Linked DNA regions of Homo sapiens: region 2 is linked to region 1. Evidence: chromatin loops called from intact Hi-C (ENCODE). Cell type or tissue: heart right ventricle. All regions are shown on one strand. Links, peaks and the distances in the headings refer to the core of each region. The heading gives the core; the rest is flanking DNA.

The links. Hi-C counts contacts between places; a loop is a spot of excess contacts. Peaks named below come from ENCODE experiments on the same cell type or tissue, not always from the same donor. Only the 100,000 strongest peaks of a DNase experiment are listed, where the experiment ranks them.
Region 2: it touches region 1 in a loop (7-fold over the local background); 26 of 110 quality-filtered maps call a loop at or near these places.

The regions. Positions count from the first base shown.
Region 1 is chr4:100,752,413-100,762,910 of GRCh38, forward strand. No RefSeq gene overlaps it. Among named protein-coding and RNA genes, the nearest start is that of LINC01217, 34 kb to the right of the region's middle. In heart right ventricle, for the core only: no CTCF peak of the experiment used is centred there; no DNase peak of the experiment used is centred there.
Region 2 is chr4:100,082,319-100,092,816 of GRCh38, forward strand. No RefSeq gene overlaps it. Among named protein-coding and RNA genes, the nearest start is that of DDIT4L-AS1, 100 kb to the right of the region's middle. In heart right ventricle, for the core only: no CTCF peak of the experiment used is centred there; a DNase peak (open chromatin) is centred at 5,606.

The sequences.
Region 1 (10,498 bases), core at 3,788-6,287:
ATTGCTGATATGGAGAAAGTGTGAGCAGTCTGGATAGAAGATTACACCAGGCACAACATTCCTTTAAGCCAAAGCCTAATCAATATCTAGGTCCTAACCCTGTTCAATTCTATGAAAGTTGAGAGAGGTGAGGAAGCTGCAGGAAAAAAAGTTGGAAGCTAGCAGAGGTTAGTTCATGAGATTTAAGGAAAAAATCTCTGTCCATAACATAAAAACACAAGGTGATGCAGCAAATACTGAAAGAGAAGCTGCAGCAAATTATACAAAAGACCTAGCTAGGCTAATTAATGAAGGTGGCTACACTAAGCAACAGATTTTCAGTGGAGATGAAGCAGTCTTCTATTGGAAGAAGATGCCATCTAGGACTTTTATACCTAGAGAAGTCAATGTAGGGCTTCAAAGCATTAAAGGACAGGCTGACTCCCTTATTAGGGACTAACGCAGCTGGCAACTTTAAGTTGAAGCCAATGCTAACTTACCATTTTGAAAATTAAAGGGCCCTTAAGAATTATGCTGTATCAACTCTGCTTGTGCTCTATACATAAACAACAAGGCCTGGATGATAGCACATCTATTTGCAGTACGGTTTACTGAATATTTTAAGCCCACTGTTGAGACCTACTGCCTAGGAAAAAAACAGATTGCTTTCAAAATATTACTGATCATTGACAGCTCTGATGAAGATATGAAATATTAATGTTTTTGTGCCTGCTAACACGACACCACTCTGCAGCTCATAGATCAAGGAGTAATTTAAACTTTCAGGTCTTATTATTTAAGAAATACATTTTGTAAGGCTTTTGCTGCAATAGGGAATGATGTTTTCTGATGAATCTGTATAAAGTAAATTAAAAATATTCTGGAAAAGATTCACCATTTCAGATTCCCATAAGAACATTTGTCATTCATGGGAGGAGGTCAAAACATCAACACTAACAGGAGTTGGAAAGAAGTTGATTCCTACCTTCATGGATGACTTAGAGGGATTCAAGACTTTAGTGGCGGAAGTAACTGCAGATGTGATGGAAATTGTAAGAGAACTAGATTTAGAAACAGAGCCTCAAGATGTGATAGATTGATTGCAATCTCATGATAGATTTTGAATGAATGAAGGGTTGCTTCTTATGGAAGAGAAAAACTGAGGATATTGGAAACATAACTCAACATAATAAAAGCCATATATGACAGACCCACAGCTAGTATCATATTTAGCAGGGGAAAACTGAAAGCCTTTTCTCTAAGATCTGAAACACAAGGTGCTCACTGTCACCACTGTTATTCAACATAGTACTGGAAGTCCAAGCTAGAGTAATCAGAAAAGAGAAAAAAATCGAGAACATCCAAATTGCCAAGGAAGAGGTCAAATTATCTTTTTTTTTTTTTTTTTTTTTAAGATGGAGTCTCGCTGTGTCGCCCAGGCTGGAGTGCAGTGGCGCGATCTCCACTCACTGCAAGCTCCGCCTCCCACGTTCATGCCATTCTCCTGCCTCAGCCTCCTGAGTAGCTGGGACTACAGGTGCCCGCCACCACGCCTGGCTAATTTTTTGTATTTTTAATAGAAACGGGGTTTCACCATCTCAGCCAAGATGGAAATTATATTTATTTGAAGATGATGTAACCTTATATTTGGCAAAACCTAAAGAGCCAGCCAAAAAACTATTAGAACTGATCAACAAATTCAGTAAAGTAGCAGGATACAAAACCAATAAACAAAATCAGTAGCATTTCTATATGCCAACAATGAACAACGCAAAAAAGAAATTTAAAAAATAATTCAATTTACAATAACCAGACATAAAATTAAATGCCTAGGAATTAACTTATCCAAAGAACTGAAAGATCCCTTTAATGAAAACTATAAAACCTTGATGAAATAAAGTGGACAACAAAAAATAAAAAAATTCCATGTTCATGGATTGAAAAAATTAACATTGTTAAACTATCTATACCACTTAAAGCGATCTACAAATTCAGTGTCACCTGTATCAAAGTACCAATGGCATTCTTTACAAAAATAGAACACACAATCCTAAAATTTATATGGAACCCAAAAAGACTCAGAACAGCCAAAGCTATACTAAGCAAAAAGAACAAACCTGGAGGAATCACATTACCATACTACAGAGCTACAGTAACCAAACAACATAGTACTGGTATAAAAACAGACATATAGATGAATGGAACAAAGTAGAAAACCCAGAAACAAATCCACACACCTATAATAGATTCATTTTCAACAAAGGTGTGAAGAACACACACTGGGGAAAAGACAATCTCTTCAATAAATGATGATAGTAAAACTGAATATCCATATGCAGAAGAATAAAATTAGACCCCTATCTATCACCATATACAGAAATTAAGTCAGAATGGATTAAAGACTTAAATGTAAGACCTCAATGTATAAAACTACTACAAGAAAACATTGGGGAAAATCTCCAGGACATTGGTCTGGGCAAAGATTTCTTGAGCAATACCTCACAACCACAGGCAACCAAAGAAAAAATAGAGAAATGGGATCACATCAAGTTAAAAGGCTTCTGCACAGTGAAGCAAGCGATCAGCAAAGTTAAGCAACAACCCACAGAATGGCAGAAAATATTTGCAAACTACCACCCTTTGACAAGGAATTAATAGCCAGAATATATAAGGAGTTCAAACAACTCTATAGAAAAAAATATAATAATCCAATCAAAAATGGGCAAAAGATTTGAATAAGCATTTCTCAAAAGAAGACATAAAAATGGCAAACATGCATATGAAAAGATGCTCAACATCATTGATCATCAGAGAAATAAAAAATCAGAACTACAATAAGATATTATCTCACCCTAGTTAAAATGGCTTATATTCAAAAGACAGATAATAACGAATGCTAGTGAGGAACTGAAGAAAAGGGAACACTTGTATGCAGTTGGTGTAAATGTAAATTAGTACAACAACTATGGAGAACAGTTTGAAGGTTCCTCAAAAACCAAAAATTGAGCTACTACATAATCCAGCAATCCTAGTGCTAGGTACATGCTCAAAAGAAAGGAAATCAGTATATTGAAGAGATAGCTGTACTCTTATGTTTGTTGCAGCACTGTTTACAATAGCTAAGATTTGGAAGCAAACTAAGAGTCCATGAACAGATGAATGAATAAGGAAAATGTGGTGCATATACACAATAGATTACTATTCAGCTATAAAAAAGAATGAGATCCAGTCATTCACAAGATGGATGGAACTGGAGATCGTTATGTTATGTAAAATAAGCCAGGCACAGAAAGACAAACATTGCATGTTCTCACTTATTTGTGGGATCTAAAAATCAAAACAATTGAACTCATGAACTTAGAGGGTAGAAGGATGGGTACCAGAGGCTGGGAAGAGTAGTGAGGGTCTGCAGGGAAGGTAGGGATGGTTAATGGGTACAAAAAAGTTGTTAGAAAAAAACGAATAAGACCTTCTCTTTAATAGCACAATAGGGTGACTATAGTCAATAATAAATTAATTGTACATTTTTAAATAAAGAGTGTAACTGGATTTTTTGTAAATCAAAGGATAAATTTTTGAGGGGATGGATACCCCCATTCCCCATGACTTGTTTATTTCACTTGTCATGTTTGTATCAAACATCTCATATACCCCATAAATATATACACCTACTATGTACTCACAAAAACTTAAATAAAAATAAAAATAAATTTTTAAAAACAGTAGAAAAAAAGGAAATACTATCCGACACATTCTGTGAGGCCAGCACAACCGTAATACCACAACAAGACAAACACATTACAAGACAAGAAAACTACAAATTAATATCTCTAATAAACACTGATGCAATAATCATCAATAAAATATTACCAAATCAAATCCAACAATGTATATAAACAAATATACATCATTGTATTAGTAAGGGTTCTCTAAAGGGACAGAACTAATAGGATATAGGTATGTATGAAGGGGAGTTTATTAAAGAGTATTGACTCACAAGATCACATGGTAAAGTCCTACAATAGGCCATCTGCAAGCTGAGGAGCAAAGAAGCCAGTCCAAGTCCCAAAACCTCAATAGCAGGGAAGCCAACAGTGCAGCCTTCAGTCTCTGGCCCAAGAGCCCCTGGAAAGCCACTAGTGTAAGTCCAAGAGTCCAAAAGCTGATGAACTTGGAGTCCAATTTTCAAGGGCAGGAAGCATCCAGCATGGGAGAAAAATGAAGGCCGGAAGACTCAGCAAGTCAAGTCTTTCCTATTTATTCTATCTGCTTTATTCTAGCCATTCTGGCAGCTGATTAGCTTGTGCCCACCCAGAATGAGAGTGGGTCTGCCTCTCCCAGTCCACTGACACAAATGTTAATCTCCTTTAGCAACACCCTCACAGACACACCCAAGAACAATAGTTTGCATCCTTCAATCTAATCAAGTTGTCACTCAATATTAACCATCGCAATCATGGAAATAATGGGATTAATTCCAGGTATGCAAAGCCAGTTTGAGATTCAAAAATCACTTAATGTAATCCATCACATCAATAGTTTAAAGAAGAAATATCACAAGATTATATCAATAGTTGCAGAAAAAGCATTTGACAAAATTCAGTATCTGCTCTTGACAAAAACTCTCAGTAAACTAGGAATTGAGGGGAACTTACTCAACTTGATAAACAGTATCTATAAAATACCTACAGCTAACATCATATTTAATAGTGAGAAACTCAAAACTCCTGCTAAAATCAGGAACAAAGTACAGATATCTCCTCTCACCACTAATTTTCAATGTCAATTTTCAAGGTAATGCATAAGTCAATACAAAGAAATAAAATATATCCAGATTAAAAATAAGACAAAACTGTGTTATTTTCAGATGACATGTTTATGTAAAAAGGAATCTAAAAGTCAGCACAAAAACTTCTGAACTAATAAGGTGTTACAGTAAATTTGCAAGATAGAAGGTTAATATACAAAAGTAAAGCACTTATCTATATGCCTACAATGAACAATCGAATTTTGAAATTAAAAACACATTAGATTTACATTAGTACTCCCCAAAATGAAATATTTCAATATAAATCTAACAAAATATATACAAGATCTACATGAGGAAAATGATAAGACTCAGATAAAAGAGTTCATATAATTTAAAAAATTGAGAAATATTCCAGATTCATGAATAGGAAGACTCAACATTGTCAATATGTCGGCTTTTCTCAACTTGATCTACAGATTCAATGCAATCCCAATCAGTATCTTAACAAATTATTTTGCAGATATTGACAAACTTAAACCAAAATTTATATGGAGAGGCAAAAATCCCAGAATATCCAACACAATATTGAGGAAAAACAAAGTGAAGAACTGACACTACCCAAATTCAAGACTTATTGTAAAGCTATGACAATTAAGATAGAGTGGTACGGGTAAAAGAATAAACAAAGAGATCAAACAGAGAGCACAGAAATAGACCCATATAAATATGGTCAACTGATTTTTGACAACATCATATAGGTAATACAGTGGAGAAAAGATAGTCTTTTCAATAAATGGTGCTGGAACAACTGGACATCCACATGCACAAAAATTAATCTTTAAATAGACCTTATACCCTTCACAAAAATAAATTCAAAATGGATCACAGATCTAAATGCAAAATGCAAAACTATAAAACTCCCAGAAGATGACATAGGAGAAAATCTAAGTAACTTTGGGCTTGGTGATGATTTTTTTAGATACAACACCAATGGCACAATCCATAAAAGAAAAAATTGGTAAGCTGGATTTTATTAAAATAATAACTTTATATCTGTGAAAGACACTATCAAGAGAATGAAAACACAAACCACAGACTTGGAGAAAAATATTTGTAAAAGGCATATACGATAAAGGATTGCTATCAAAAATATACAGAGAAAGATGCAGCTGTAGTTGGAGAAGAAGATGGCAAATAGGAGACATGGCTAATGTTCAGCTCTCACTTGGATGGACAGAACAGAGTATGGAGACCCACACCATGACCTTTTGCTCCAAGAACCACCACAGAAACACACCAGGATAAAACAAAAGAATTCACAGATCCTTTGAAAGAAGTGCCATGCCACTGCAAATTCCATGGGACTTGTGAAAAACTGTGAGTTTCCCAAATGCAAGAGGGAGGAAAACCTGCATCCAAACACACATCCCCACTGGGGAGTCTGAAATTCCAGATCACAGGAGAAGGATTTAACCTTACTTACAGCTGAAATGAACTTAGGGAGCCACGAGAAATATAAAAGTTGAAGCATAAGTGGGAAGAGCCTTGTAGGCACTCCCAGTCTCCAGCTCAAGACCAGGGAAGCCATCCAGGACTACATCTCACAGGGGGCCTCAGGAAAGGCAGCCAGCAAAATTAAAGAGGAGTCACAGGGTGAAAGAAGCTTCCAAATGAAATTTGTAATAGTTTTGACTGGGCACAAATTTTCTTGAGCAGTATCTGGGAAGCTAATGGGAACTGCTGCAGATACAAGCACAGGAGCCACTGATGACATTGTGGGCAGGTGGAGGTAGGTAAGGCCTAAAAGTCATGCCTACTTTCTCAACAGGAAAGCTTACAACCTGGGGCAAGTTCTGAGTGGGGGCACTGTGGGAATGAGACCAGCCTTATCAACTGCATGGGAGCTGGGTGAGGCCTTTTACCATCAGCTAGCCCCCACTTCCCTGGTGAACTATATGACACAACAGAGGCCATAATCACCTCTGGAACATAACCCTATTATAACCCTATTGGCCTTAGTACCACCCCGCCTTCCCCACAGTGGCTGAGTCAAGCCCCACCCCAGGAGAGTTTGAACCCAGAGTTGTCTAACCCTGGCCCCACCTGATGGTAATTCTCTACCCACCATGGTAGCTAAGCACAAAAGATAGAAACTCTTGGGAGCTTTACGACCCTGCCTGATGCCTGAGAAACCAGCATACCTACACTGGCCAACTTAGGGTGAGCTTACATTCCCCTACTACCACTGCAGCTGGTGCTCTCTGCAAAGTGCCACCTCCTGGCTGGAGGCCAATCAACTCAGGCCATTACAGCAACTCATGACAGAATAATCCTGCTCCCCAAAATGAGAAAACAACAGCTAATTCCACCGCCTGCAACATCCCGGCTAATCAGAGGTCCTGAGTCTGTCCACATGACAACTTCACTGCTAACATAACCAGCATTTGAGAAAGACAGTGCACTACAACCAAGGACTGTCACAGAGTCTACTTCATTCCCCTGCCACCTCCACCAGAGCACGTGCTGGTATCCATGGCTGGGAGACCTGAAGACAGATCGCTTCTCAGGAATCTTTGCAGACATCCTCCAGCACCAACCCAGAGCCTAGCAGCCCTGCTGGGTGGCTAGACCAAGATGAGCAATAACAAACACTGCAGTCCAGCTCTCAGAAAGCCCTATCCCTAAAGGAATAGGGAGAGCACCACATCAAGGGATCACCCATGGGACAAAAGAATATGAACAGCAGGCCCTGAGTTCCAGACCTTTCCACTAAAATAGTCTAACTGAGAAGGAACCGGGAAAGTAATTCTGCTAATATGACAAAACAGTGCTCTATAGCACTCTCCAAAATATTACACTAGCCCCCCCAGCAAGGGATCCAAATGAAGATAAAATTGCTGAATTGCCAGACAGAGAATTCAGAAGTTTGATTATTGAGCTACTCAAAAAGATATCACAGAAAGGTGAAAACCAATTTAAAGAAATTTTAAACAAACAGTACAGGATATGGATTTAAAAAACTCCAGAAAAAAATAGATAACATAAAGAAAAAACAATCGCAACTTCTGGAAATAAAAGACATACTTACAGAAATACAAAATGCATTTGAAAGTATCAACAATAGCCTAGAACAAGTAGAAGAAAGAACTTCAGAGTCCAAAGATAAGGCTTCAAAATTAACCCAATCAGACAAAGACAAAAAAGAATTACAAAAATGAACAAAACTTCCAAGAAATTTCAGATTATGTTAAGCAGCCAAACCTAAGACTAATTGGTGTTCCTGAGGAAGAAGAGAAATTTAAAAGTCTGGAAATTTTATTTGAGGCAATAATTGAGGAAAACTTCACTGGTCTTGCTAGAGGTCTAGGCATCCAAATACAAGAAGCTCAAAGAACACCTGGGAAATTCATAGCAGAACGATCATTACTGGGCACATAGTCATCTGGTTATTTAAAGTCAAGATGAAGGAAACAATCTTAAGAGCTGTGAGACAAAAGCATCAGGTAAGCTGTAATAGAAAACTATCAGATTAACAGCAGATTTCTCAGCAGAAACCTTACCAGTCAGAGGAGATTGGGTTCCTATCTTTAACCCCCTGAAACAAAATAACTGTCAGCAAATAGTTTTGTATCCAGCAAAACTAAGCTTTATAAATAAAGGAGTGATAAAGTCTTTTTCAGACAAACAAATGCTGAGAGAATTTGCCACTAGCAAGCCACCACTACAAGAATTGCTAAAAGGAACTCCAAATCTTGAAACAAAACTTCAAAATTCCACCAAAATAGAACCTCCTTAAAGCACAAATCTCACAGGGCCTATAAAACAATAACACAATGGAAAAAAAAGGGATTTAGGAAGCAACTACCATGCAGAATAGTACCTCACATTTCAATACTAACATTGAATATAAATGGCCTAAATCCTCCACTTAAAAGATACAGAATCACAGAATGGACAAAAATCCACCAATCAATTATCTGCTGTCTCCATAACACTCACCTAACACATAATGACTCCCATAAACTTAGGGTAAAGGGGTGGAAAAAGGTATTCCACGCAAATGGAAATCAAAAGTGAGCAGGAATAACTATTTTTATATCAGACAAAACAGACTTTAAAGCAGCAACAGAAAAAAAAAGACAAAGAGGAACATTATATAATGATAAAAGGATTAGTCCAACAGGAAAATATCACAATCCTAAATACAAATGCACCTAACACTGGAGCTGCCAAATTTATAAAACAATTACTACTAGACCTAAGAAATGAGATAGATGGCAACACAATAATAGTTGGTACTTCAGTACTCCACTGAAAGCATTAGACAGGTCATCAAGGCAGAAAATCAACAAAGAAATAATGGACTTAAACTGTACCCTAGGACAAATGGACTTAACAGATATTTACAGAACATTCTACCCAACAACTGTAGAATATACATTATTTTCATCAGCACCTGAAACATTCTCCAAGATAGGCCGTATGATAGGTCACAAAAAAAGTCTTGATAAATTTTCTGATTCTAACAAACAGCAAACTGAAACAACTAAACTATTAAGATTCCCATTGCTTACAAAATGATTTTCCTTTACATTCTTATCATGAACACTATTTTAAGCATCAAATGCAATCATTTATAATATAAACACCTTGACCACAAGCTCTTGATTAAAAGTTTTGTAATATTTCATCTACTTATTAAAACAAATCATTTCCCTTGGGTTGGAGGGGGAGTGGTTTCATACATTACAAAGCCATCTTTAGCATATTGCTCATGTCTGGATCCATGTTACTGAGGGAAAAGACATTCTCAGTTGATGTATTTTTTCATGCATTCATATGCATTACTAAAAACTAATGCATATTTCTCTAATAATTTTCACCTTGTATGAGATGCCATATGAAGAAATTGTGGAAATGTAGAATAAAAAGCTAAAGCTGCCAAATTTCTATTAAACTCCTAAAAACAGCTCATGTTTGTCCTCTTGTTTTGTGGCCTAGACTAATTGCAACGTAATGAAGCTGCAGGGTTCTCATATAGCTAAAGTGTTCAGTGCATTTCACGTGCTATGGTGGAGGTGGGTGCTGTAAACAGGCTTCTCTTCCTGCTTTCAAAATACCTCGGCTTGACATTTGGACAGATCTCGTCATTGCTTAAACTGAGCTAAAAAATACACAAAATCATGTAAGAGATAACAAAGGAGAGGGAGAAATCTCATGTGAATTTCCAAGTTTCAGTTCATTTTCAGTGTAGGATTTTCATTTAAGTGAAAGTCACAGCAGAAGAGGAAACTTTTTGGAGTTTATGAGAATGCCAAACCATATTTTTATCACTCTTCTTTGAAAATCAATGCCTTTGAATAGAAAATCAAATTCAGGGACCACAAATAATTTTCAGTGGGAACATCTAGTTTGAGATTGTTTTAACTTTATTGTGTTGTTTTAGATTTTTTAAGTATATTTAGTGTTTGTTTGGTCTTTTTTTTTTTCTCTTTAAACTTTTAATTTGGTCTGAGAAAAGCTGAATGTTTGGGTGTGATGTTTGACTGAGATGGTTTGGGGCTGCCTGTGGACATTATTAAACAGGTGGTAGGCTTCAACAATATCCAGTTTCAATCAGTTGCATTTGGTACAGAATTTTGAGTAACAGTGAAAATTGTTGTCTTTGGAAAGTACAAGAGAAACCTGGAAAGGCCGTTTTGCTCAGGTAGCTACACATACACATAATGGATAATTTTCACTTCAGAGCTGTCTGGAAGGAAATGCAGT
Region 2 (10,498 bases), core at 4,459-6,958, 670 kb before region 1:
CTGTTGCTTTTGCAACAAAAGCAGAATTTGTGGTTTATGTTTGAGAATTGGGCAACTTATAGCAGGACATTAATCAGGCTGAAAGCATACCTCCAGAGTTATTGTCCAGGTCTATAATAAATAGTCAATACATTTTTAAATATATATGAACATGAATACTTATTTTTCTTGCTTTTGATAGAGAAGACACAGTCCTCACTGTTCTAAAGCTTATAATCCATTGGGCATTACAGACAAATGTATAGCACTTTCATAACATAGTATGGTAAATGCTATACAATAGTGTTACTGACTAGATACCTGGATTTAGAGAGATATGAAAGATGAGATGTCATAGATGGTTCAGAATTTGCTAGGCAGAAGCAGGCTGCAGGTTTCAGACAGAGGGAACAGAGTGTGTAGAGACCTGAAGGCAAGAGAAAACATGGACAGGGTTTTACAAATATGTATATATGAGTGGGAATATCATTTATCAATACTAATATTTTCGCTTATTGTTTCTGAAGTTGTATTGTGGACAGTGTCACAAAGCCAGGTGGGCTGCATGAAGTCTGTTGGCTGTGAGTTGCTTATCAGCTCACAGTCTGTTGGCTGTGAGTTGCATTAGATGAAAGACACTTAAGAAATAAGTCAGTGAAAACCCAAGGAGGTAGCTTGAGTTAACAATCTGAAACTCAAGTGAGGAGGAAGAGTATCCATAACACATATCAAAATTTGGATGTGAAAGCAGAAGAGCTCAAGAAATCTTATGACTCATGCTTACCAATTTGCTGGTAGAAGATTTTGTATGTCATTTATATATACATAGTGTATATTGCCAGACACAATGAGTTTCAAACATAGGGCGTTCTAGTATGTTTGGTTTTACAGTATTAGGTTAGCATAGTGTTCCTTAGTGTTTTATTTTGATGGCTCTGCATGGCATATAGTAAGCACTCAATAAATATTTGCTATGATTCTATTACCATTTCATCATTATTAAAGACAATATGATTCAAGGTAATTTAACAAAGAAGTCATGTAGAAGCCACAGTTGGAAAACACCACAAATATAGTCAGCTCTTGATTATTTTTTCTCTCTTTCACAGTCATTTTATTTTTCATGGTATTTTTACACAAAAGAAATATAGAAAGATGTGACTCAACTCCAGTAAAAGATTAGTGTTGGGAGTTGTTCAGTTTTGGTTCCCTGAATAAGGCCTATTACCATCACCTCTAAACAGAAAGTGCTGGTAAATTACACATGAGGGGATTTTTCAATAAAGCTGCAGATAGAAGATTGTTCAAGTTAGAGGAGTGAAATTGTTGTCTATATTGTTAGAATTATATCAGACTGGCTGAAATACTAAAGGAAGCCTGCTACTTTGATTAGAGTATATTTAGGAAATGTATTCAAGGATGACTCAATGCAAAAATTTAAAGCCAGCTGCAAAGGAGCTTGGGAATGAAGGAGAAAACACCTGGGAAGATTAAAAATAGAAATAAAACTCCCCAACTGCCTCATGCCCAAATTCACTAATATAAGCAACCACTCCATATCCCTCTTCACCAAAAAGGCTTCAGAGTTTCCATATTATGGACAAGAAAATATTCATATTTTTATTTTGTATACAATCATAATTTAGGCAAGCTAAATGGAAAAAAATACCTTTGTAATTAGTCATACATCTTATACATCTTATATTTATCATAAATATGTTTTTGTTTACCTTCTAACTTTTATTTTAGGTTCAAGGGGATATGTGCACAGGTTTGTTACGTGGTTATGAGTAAATTGCATGTCACTAGAGTTTGGTGTACAAAGGATTTTTTCACCCTTCTCCCACCTTCCACTCTCAAGTAAGCCTCCAGTGTCTGTTGTTGCCATCTTTATGTCCATGAGCACCCAGTGTTTGGCTCCTACTTATAAGTGAGAACATGCAGTGTTTGGTTTTCTATTCCTAAATTAATTTGCTTAGGATAATGGCCTCCAGCACCATCCATGTTGCTGCAAAGTATATAATTTCATTCTTTTTTATGGCTGCATAGTATCCCATGGTGTATATGTACCACATTTTCTCTATCCAATCTACTGCTAGTAAGCATCTAGGTTGATTCCATGTCTTTGCTATTGTGAATAGTGCTGCAGTCAATGCATGTATGCAGGTGTCTTTATGGCAGAATGATTTACAGTCCCTTGGGTATATATCAAGTAATGGGATTGCTGGGTCCAATGGTATTTCTAAGTTCTTTGGGATATCTCCAAACTGCTTTCCACAGTGACAGAACTAATTTACATTCCCATCAGCGTGTATAAACATTCCTTTTCTCTGCAACCTCACCAGTCTGTTATTTTTTGAGTTTTTTTTAATAATAGCTATTCTGACTAGTGTGAAATGGTGTCTCATGCGGTTTTGATTTGCGTTTCTCTAATGATTAGTGATGTTGAGCATTTTTTCATATGCTTGTTAGCCATATTTATGTCTTCTTTTGAGAAGTTTCTGTTCGTGTACTTTGCCCCCAAATTTTTTTTTTTTTTTTTTGGGAACTTTGCACCATGTTTGTAAAGCGACATTTAAATGGTATTAACTTGTTTAACTCATATTTACTGGACACCTTCTAAGCACCAGGTATTAAGCAAAGTGCTAGAGATACAGTAGTGAATAAGACTGACTTACTGCCTGAAGGAGGAGATAATCATTAATCAACTAACCATACAAGTAAATGTCAAACTATAACAGTGATAAGTACTACAAACAAGAAGGGTATGCTCCCTGAGACTGTATAGTGGGGCATTCGACCTAGTTTGAGGTAAAAGAAGGTTTTCCTCTGAAGGTGTTGTTTTGAGTCAGAAGGATAGATGGGGTTTATTAATAGATAGATAAGGAGGGTAGGCCATGGGAGAAGAGTGGCTCAGACAACAAAAGAGAACATACAAAGACCCTCTGTTGTAAGGGAGCCTGATCTAGTCAAGGCACTGGGAGCAGGCCAGTGTGGCAGAGCTCAAAGAGTGGGGGTGAGCACAGTGAGATGAGGCTACTGAGGTACACAGGGGTCAGCAATACAACACCTAATTTTAAGCTGGCACATGACTACTTGGAAAAAAGACTACATTTCTCAACTTCCTGCAGCTGGGTTTGGCCACATGGTTAAGTTTTGGCCAATGAGGTGTAAAATGAAGTACAGGTTGCAATTTCCAGCAAGTGTCTTTAAAATGAGAAGGCATGTCCTTTCCCCCTACTTCATCCTTTCTGTTGACAGAAATTTGGATTACATGGTTGGGGCTCAAGTAGCCCTTTTGAAACACGAGGTGATCTTGGGATAGAAACTCTGCATGGCAGAACCACAAGGTGAAAAGAGTCTGGGTCCTAACACTTAGAGTGCATGGTGGATGTGGCCTGACTACATGACTTTTTGGGGAGGGGAATTAAAATGTCCTTCTGTCTTGTTTATGCCACTATTATTCATGATTTTTTTTTCTGTTACAGAAAATCTAATTCCCAACTGATAACCCTGGGGTTTCAGCAGGCTAAAATTAGCCCAGCTAAATCCACTGAGTGTACTCTACTGCCACTTTTTTTTAAATTTGTCAATGATTGTAGAGTGGAGAAGATTACTAGCTTTGTCAGTCAGTTTTTGTATCACTATAAAGAAATACTTGAGGGTATTCTGCTTCTGGTGAGGGCCCCCCAAATCTCATGACCTTTTCACATTTTGAAATACAGTCATGCATTCATGATAGTTCCCCCAATACTTAACTCATTCCAGCCTAACTAAAAAGTCCCAAGTCTCAAGTCCCAAGTCCCAAGTCTTATCTGGAGATGAAGTTCTTTCAACTATGTGCCTATCAGATAAAAAATAAGTTATGTACTTCCAAGATACAATGGTGGTAGAGGCATTGGGTATACATTCCAAAAGGAAGAAATTGGCCATAAGAAGGGATAACAGGCCCTAACCAAGTCAGAAACCCAGCAGTGCAGGCATTACATTTTAGAGCTTTAACATAATTCTTGACTTCACGTCCCACATCTTTGTGTGAGGCTTGGGATCTCAAGGTTCTGGGAAGCCCCACTGCTGTGGTTTTGCAGGGTGCAGGCCATGTGGCTGCTCTCACAGGTTGGAGTTGAGAGAGTGTAGCTTTTCTAGGTAAAGGGTGCAAGCTGCCAGTGAATCTACCATTCTGCAACTCCACTAGGCCTCCCCTTCCTACAACTCCACTAGGCAGTGCCCTGGTGGGGATGCTGTGTGTGGGCTCCAAACCCACATTTCCCCTTAGTATTGCCCTAATAGTGCTTCTCTATGAGGGCTCCGCTCCTATGGCAGGCTTCTGCTGGGCACCCAGGCATTTCCATACATCTTCTGAAATCTAGGTGGAAGCCACAAAGCCTCCCTCATGCTTGCATTCTGAGCATCTGCAGGCTTAACATCATATGGCAGCCACCAAGGCTTATGGCTTGCACCCTCCAGAATGGCGGTCCAAGCTGAACCCGGCTTCTTTGAGCTGAAGCTGAAACTAGACTAGTTGGAATGTGGGGTGCAGTGCCCCAAGGCTGCTCAGGGGAGGGGGCCCTGGGCCTGGCCACCAACATCATGCTTTCCTCCTAGGCCTCTGGGCCTGTGTGGGGAGGCTGCCCTGAAAACTTCTGAAATGCCTTCAAAGCCCTTCATCCATTGTCTTGGATATTACTAGCACTTGGCCTCCCTTTTAGTCATGCGAATCTCTACAACATAGCCTGCCTGGATTCCTTTCCTGAAAATGCTTTTGCTTTCTTTACCACATGGCCAGGAGGCAAATTTTTCCATTTTTTTGCTCTGCTTCCCTTTTCATTATAAATTCCAACTTTAAGTCATTTCTTCACTCCTGTATCTAATCATAGGTTGTTGGAAGCATCCAGTTCACATCTTGGACCACTTTGCTGCTTATAAATTTCTTCTGCCAAATATCTTAGGTCATCACTCTTAAATTCGAACTTCCACAGATCTCTAGGTCATGAATCCAACCCAACCACATTCTTTGCTAGGGTGTAACATGGGTGACCTTAACTCCAGTTCCCAATAAGTTCCTCACTCCCGTCTTCCTTACTTCATCAGGCTCATTTTCACTCCATATTTCGATCAGCACTTTGGTCACAACCACTTAACAGCTTTCTAAGTCGTTCCAAACTTTCCTTCATCTTCCTGTCTTCTGAGTCCTTCAAACTCTTCCAACCTCTGCCCATTACTAAAAGCCACTTTCACATTTTCAGGTATCTTTATAGCAACATCCCTCTGCTCAGTACTAATTTTCTGTGTTAGTCAGTTTCTGCATTGCTATAAAGGAATATCTGAAACTAGGTAACTTGTAAAGAAAAGAGGTTTAATTGGCTCACAGTTTTGCAGACTGTACAAGCATGGCTCCAGAATCTGCTTCTAGTGAGGGTCTTAGGAAGCTTATAATCACGGCAGAAGGCAAAGGGAGAGCAGATGATGTCACATGGTGCGAGTGGGAGCAAGAGAGAGAGAAGGGGGAGGTCCCAGAGTCTTTTAAACAATCACATCTCACATGAACCAACTGAGCAAGAACTCACTCATCACCAAGGGGATGGTACTAAACCGTTCATGAAGGATCTGCTCCCGTGATCCAATCTCCTCCTACCAGGCCCCACCTCCAACACTGGGCATTATTTCAACATGAGATTGGAAGGGGACAAACATCCAAGCCATATCACCAGCTAACAGGAAGTTCTATTTGGCTGCCTCCTTGACTTTATTTTAGCACAGCTGTGAAGCAACTGTAGCATGTTACACAGGGTAGGGATTCTTAAAAAATATTTAGGCAAAGTGTGAAAACATAAACTATTGTATAATGAGTTAAAAAATAATTCAGATAATCAATATATATCGTTCAGTTAAGTAAATCCTCTTTCCTTGAGGAATGGCTCTCAATTAAAGGGAGACAGGAATCCAGGAGGAAGGAGAAAACATTCTATGTCCTTGTTTAGTTTATGTACATCCTGATGAACTAATGGCTGTACTTTGAAACGTAGAAGGCCCTGGATAAAACATTCTCTACGTTAATGTAATTTCACATTTCCTAGGCTACATCAGCTTAGGGCAGTGGTTTTCAAATTTTCTCAGTTGCAAAACAGTTTCTTAGGCAAAAGCTTACATGGAAGCTATAATATAGAAAGTTGGAGGGCATATAGCTGCTCTGATTAACAGAGATGTCAGGGACAAAGAACCCTGCCTGAGTCTCCAGCCCCGCTCCAGCTGTGTGTGGCTCCCGCACAGGTTTTAGTGGCACTCCTTAGGGTTCCAAGGAGTATAGTTTGAAAAACAATTTTGGGGATTTTAAAGGCACAAAGTAATGGTTGCAAAATGGCACTTTTTTTTCTGGCTTTACCCTGACCTCTTGAAAAAGTCCAATGCCCCTAAGATTCTTCTCAAAATTTTCTGGATATTTCTGGATGGAGTCAGCTAAAATGTCACCTACTCTTGCCTAATCATCCTGTCTGGAGTTGCATCCCTCAATTATGTTTTAAATATTGGTAAGTGTTTCTATTTAAAATTTTTAAATTTCAATAGCCTTTGGGGTATAGGTGGTTTTTGGTTATGTGGATGAATTGTGTAGTGCTGAAGTCTGAGATTTTAGTGCACCTGTCACCTGAGTAATGTATATTGTACCCAATATGTAGTTTTTTTATTCCTCACCCTCCTCCCACCCTTCCCGTTCTGAGTCTCCAGAGTTCCTTATTCCACTCTGTATACCTTCGTGTGCCCATAGTTTAGCTCTCACTTATAAGTGAGAACATACAGTTTTTGGTTTTCTATTCCTGAGTTACTTCACTTAGAATAGTGGCTTCCAGTTCCATCCAAGTTGCTGCAAAAGACATTGTTTTGTTCTTTTTTAATGGCTGAATAGTATTCCATGGTGTATTTATACCACATATTCTTTATCCTCTCATAAGTTGATGGGCACTTAGGTTGGTTTTGTACCTTTGCAATCATGAATTGTGCTGCAATAAACATGCCTGCAAGTGTTTTTTGTTTGTTTGTTTGTTTTGTTTTGTTTTGTTTTTGATACAGAGTCTCGCTCTGTCGCCCAGGCTGGAGTGCAGTGACCTGATCTCGGCTCACTGCAAGCTCCGCCTCCCAGGTTCACGCCATTCTCCTGCCTCAGCCTCCCGAGTAGCTGGGACTACAGGCGCCCGCCACTAAGCCCGGCTAATTTATTTTTGTATTTTTAGTAGAGATGGGGTTTCACCGTGTTAGCCAGAATGGTCTCGATCTCCTGACCTCGTGATCCGCCCATCTTGGCTTCCCAAAGTGCTGGGATTACAGGCGTGAGCCACTGCACCTGGCAAAGGGTTTTTTTGATATAATGATTTCTTTTCTTTTGAGTAGATACCCAGTAGTGGGATTTCTTGATTAAATGGTAGATCTACTTTTAGTTCTTTAAGAAATCTCCATTCTGTTTTCTATAGAGGTTGTACTAATTTACATTCCTACCAGCAGTGTAAACGTGCTCCCTTTTCACCACATCACCACATTCACACCAGCATCTATTGTTTTTTGACTTTTTAATAGTGGCCATTCTGGCAGGGGTAAGGTGGTATTTCATTGTGGTTTTAATTTGTGTTTCCCTGATGATTCGTGATATTGGACAGTTTTTCATGTTTGTTGGCCATCTATATGTCTTCTTTTAAGAAATATCTATTCATGTCATTTGCCTACTTTTTGATGGGATTATTAGTTTTACTGTTGCTGATTTGTTTGAGTTTCTTGTAGATTCTGGATATTAATCCTTTGTCTGATGCAAAGTTTGCAAATATTTTCTCCCATTCTGTGAGCTGTCTGTTTATTCTGATGATTATGTGTTTTGCTGTGCAGAAGATTTTTAGTTTAATTAGGTCCCTTTTATTTTTGTTGTTGTTGCATTTGCTTTTGGGGTCTTAGTCGTAAGATCTTTGCCTATGTCAGTATCCAGAAGAAAGTTTTTCCTAGGTTTTCTTCTAGAATTTTTATGGTTTCAGGTCTTAGATTTAAGTCTTTGATCTATCTTGAGTTGATTTTTTATACGGTGAGAGAGAGGGATCCAGTTTCATTCATTCTTCTACATGTGGCTATTCAGTTTTCCCAGCACCATTTATTACATAGGGTGTCCTTTCTTCAATTTATGTTTTTGTATGCTTTGTCAAAGATCGGTTGGTTGCAAGTATTTGTCTTTCTTTCTGGGTTCACTATTCTGTTCCATTGTTCTGTGTATCTACTTTTATACCAATACATGCTGTTTGGTAACTATAGCTTTGTAGTATAGCTTGAAGTCAGGTAATGTGATGACTTCAAATTTGTTCTTTTTGTTTAGAATTGCTTTGGACATTAGGACTCTTTTTTGGTTGTATATGAATTTTAGAATTTTTTTTTTAATTCTGTGAGAGATGATGCTGATATTTTGATAGAAACTGCATTGAATCTGTATATTGCTTTGGGCAGTATGGTCATTTTCATGATAGTGGTTCTTCCATTCTGTGAACATGTGTTTCCATTTATTTGTATCGTTCATGATTTCCTTCAGCAGTGTTTTGTAGTTCTCCTTGTATTAGGAGGTCTTTCACCTCCTTGGTTAAGTATATTCCTAGTTTTTTTTTGCAGCTATTGTAAAAGAGATTGAGTTCTTAATTTTATTTTCACCTTGGTCTTTGCTGGGGTATAGCAGTGCAACTGATTTCTGTACATTGATTTTGTAACCTGAGACTTTGCTGAATTCATTTATCAAATTTAGGTGTCTTTTGGAGGATTTTGTACAGTTTTCTAGGTATATGATCTTTACCACAGGGCCATGTTTGACATGTTTATTTGCAGGACTTTTCACTCTCAAAAAAATTTTTGTTTGTTTGTCTATTTGCCAGTGTATAATCTCTTTTCTCTTTGTAAAATAAGCTCCATGAGTGCAGGGGCCTTTGTTTGGTTTACTGCTGTATCACTGGTGTCTGGCATAGTGTTTGGCATGGAGAATGTGTTCAGTCAATTTTTTTGAAAATGTATTAATTTTCTAGGGCTGCCTTAAAACTTATGATAAACTGGGTGATGGAAAAAAAATGGAAATTTATTCTCTTATGGTTCTGGAGGCCAGAAGTCAAGCTGAGGTGTTGGCAGGCCAATGTCCCCTCCACAGACTATTAGAGAAAAATCCTTCCCTGCCTCTTCCAGCTTCTGGTGGTTCCAGGCATTCCTTGGTTTGTGGCTGTGTAATTCCATTACTTGCCTCAGTCTCTATATGACTTTCATATCTGTCTCTCTATATCTCACCCCTGTACCTTTCTTTTTTTTTTTCTCTTGTTGCCCAGGCTGGAGGGCAGTGGCGTGATCTTGGCTCACCGCAACCTCCACCTCCCAGATTCAAGCGATTCTCCTGCCTCAGCCTCCCGAGTAGCTGGGATTACAGGCATGCGCCACTACGCCAGGCTAATTTTGTATTTTTAGTAGAGGTGGGGTTTCTCCATGTTGGTCAGTCTGATCCCTGTGTCTTTTATACGGATACTTGTCATTGAGTTTAGGGCTTACCTGGATAATCCAGAATGATCTCATCTCGAGACCTTTAATTTAATGACATCAGCAAAATCCCTTTTTCCAAATAAGATCATGTTCATGGGTTCCAGGGGATTGGACATAGACATATCTTTCTGGGGTGTAACCATTGAATCCACTACAAAAAGCATGCTCAAAGGACTCATGAATGACAAGCTAGTCCTTGAAAACCTGTGCTGTCTGCCATTTTCCTTTTCTGTTCTGGCTGCCTGGGGTGATGTTTCCTGTCGCAGCTAATGCCGCAAGTGATAGCTCTACCTCCAGTGACCACTAAGGCAGGACAGTCAGCAAGAAAGCCAGAGATATTGTTATAGAAGAATTTTAGACAAATTCGTTTAACAGACTTTATTTGATCAAAGAACAACTCGTGAATTGAGCAATACTCAGAACCGGAAGAGGTTTTAAGAGCTCCACCCAGCAGTGTAAGCAGTAAGCTTTTATAGGATGAACACAGAAGAAAAATAGAAAAAAAATCATCTGATTGGCTTCGGCTAGGCATTTGCCTTTTTGGGCCACGGCGTGTTGAGGCATCTGCCTTATTTGAGCATGATCTGATCAGTTGGCTCCCTGTGATTGGCTTGATGGTCAGCTGTTTGTGATTGGTTGAAACTTGGCTACTCGCAAGAAGAAAATATACTCCTAAGTTAGGTTTTGGCTTGTTTATGTACTAGATTAGGTTGTGGTTTGTTATGTAGGACCTCAAAATATGAGACAGTCCCAGGCCAATGGTCTCCTGCTTATTTAATTTAACAACACAAGATTGCAAATTTCTGAAGGTGGGTCCTTAATAGCTATGCCTAGTGTGCTGTCTCTAGGCTACGCTGAAGCTTCTGGTACCTCATCTGTTAGTGGATGTTAAGTGTGGTGTTGCACTCTCTTCTTTAATTGCCGAAAGAGGAGTTAGCTTTGGGCCTCATCATTGCGAGGAAAGAACTGAGGCTTGGAGGGCTGA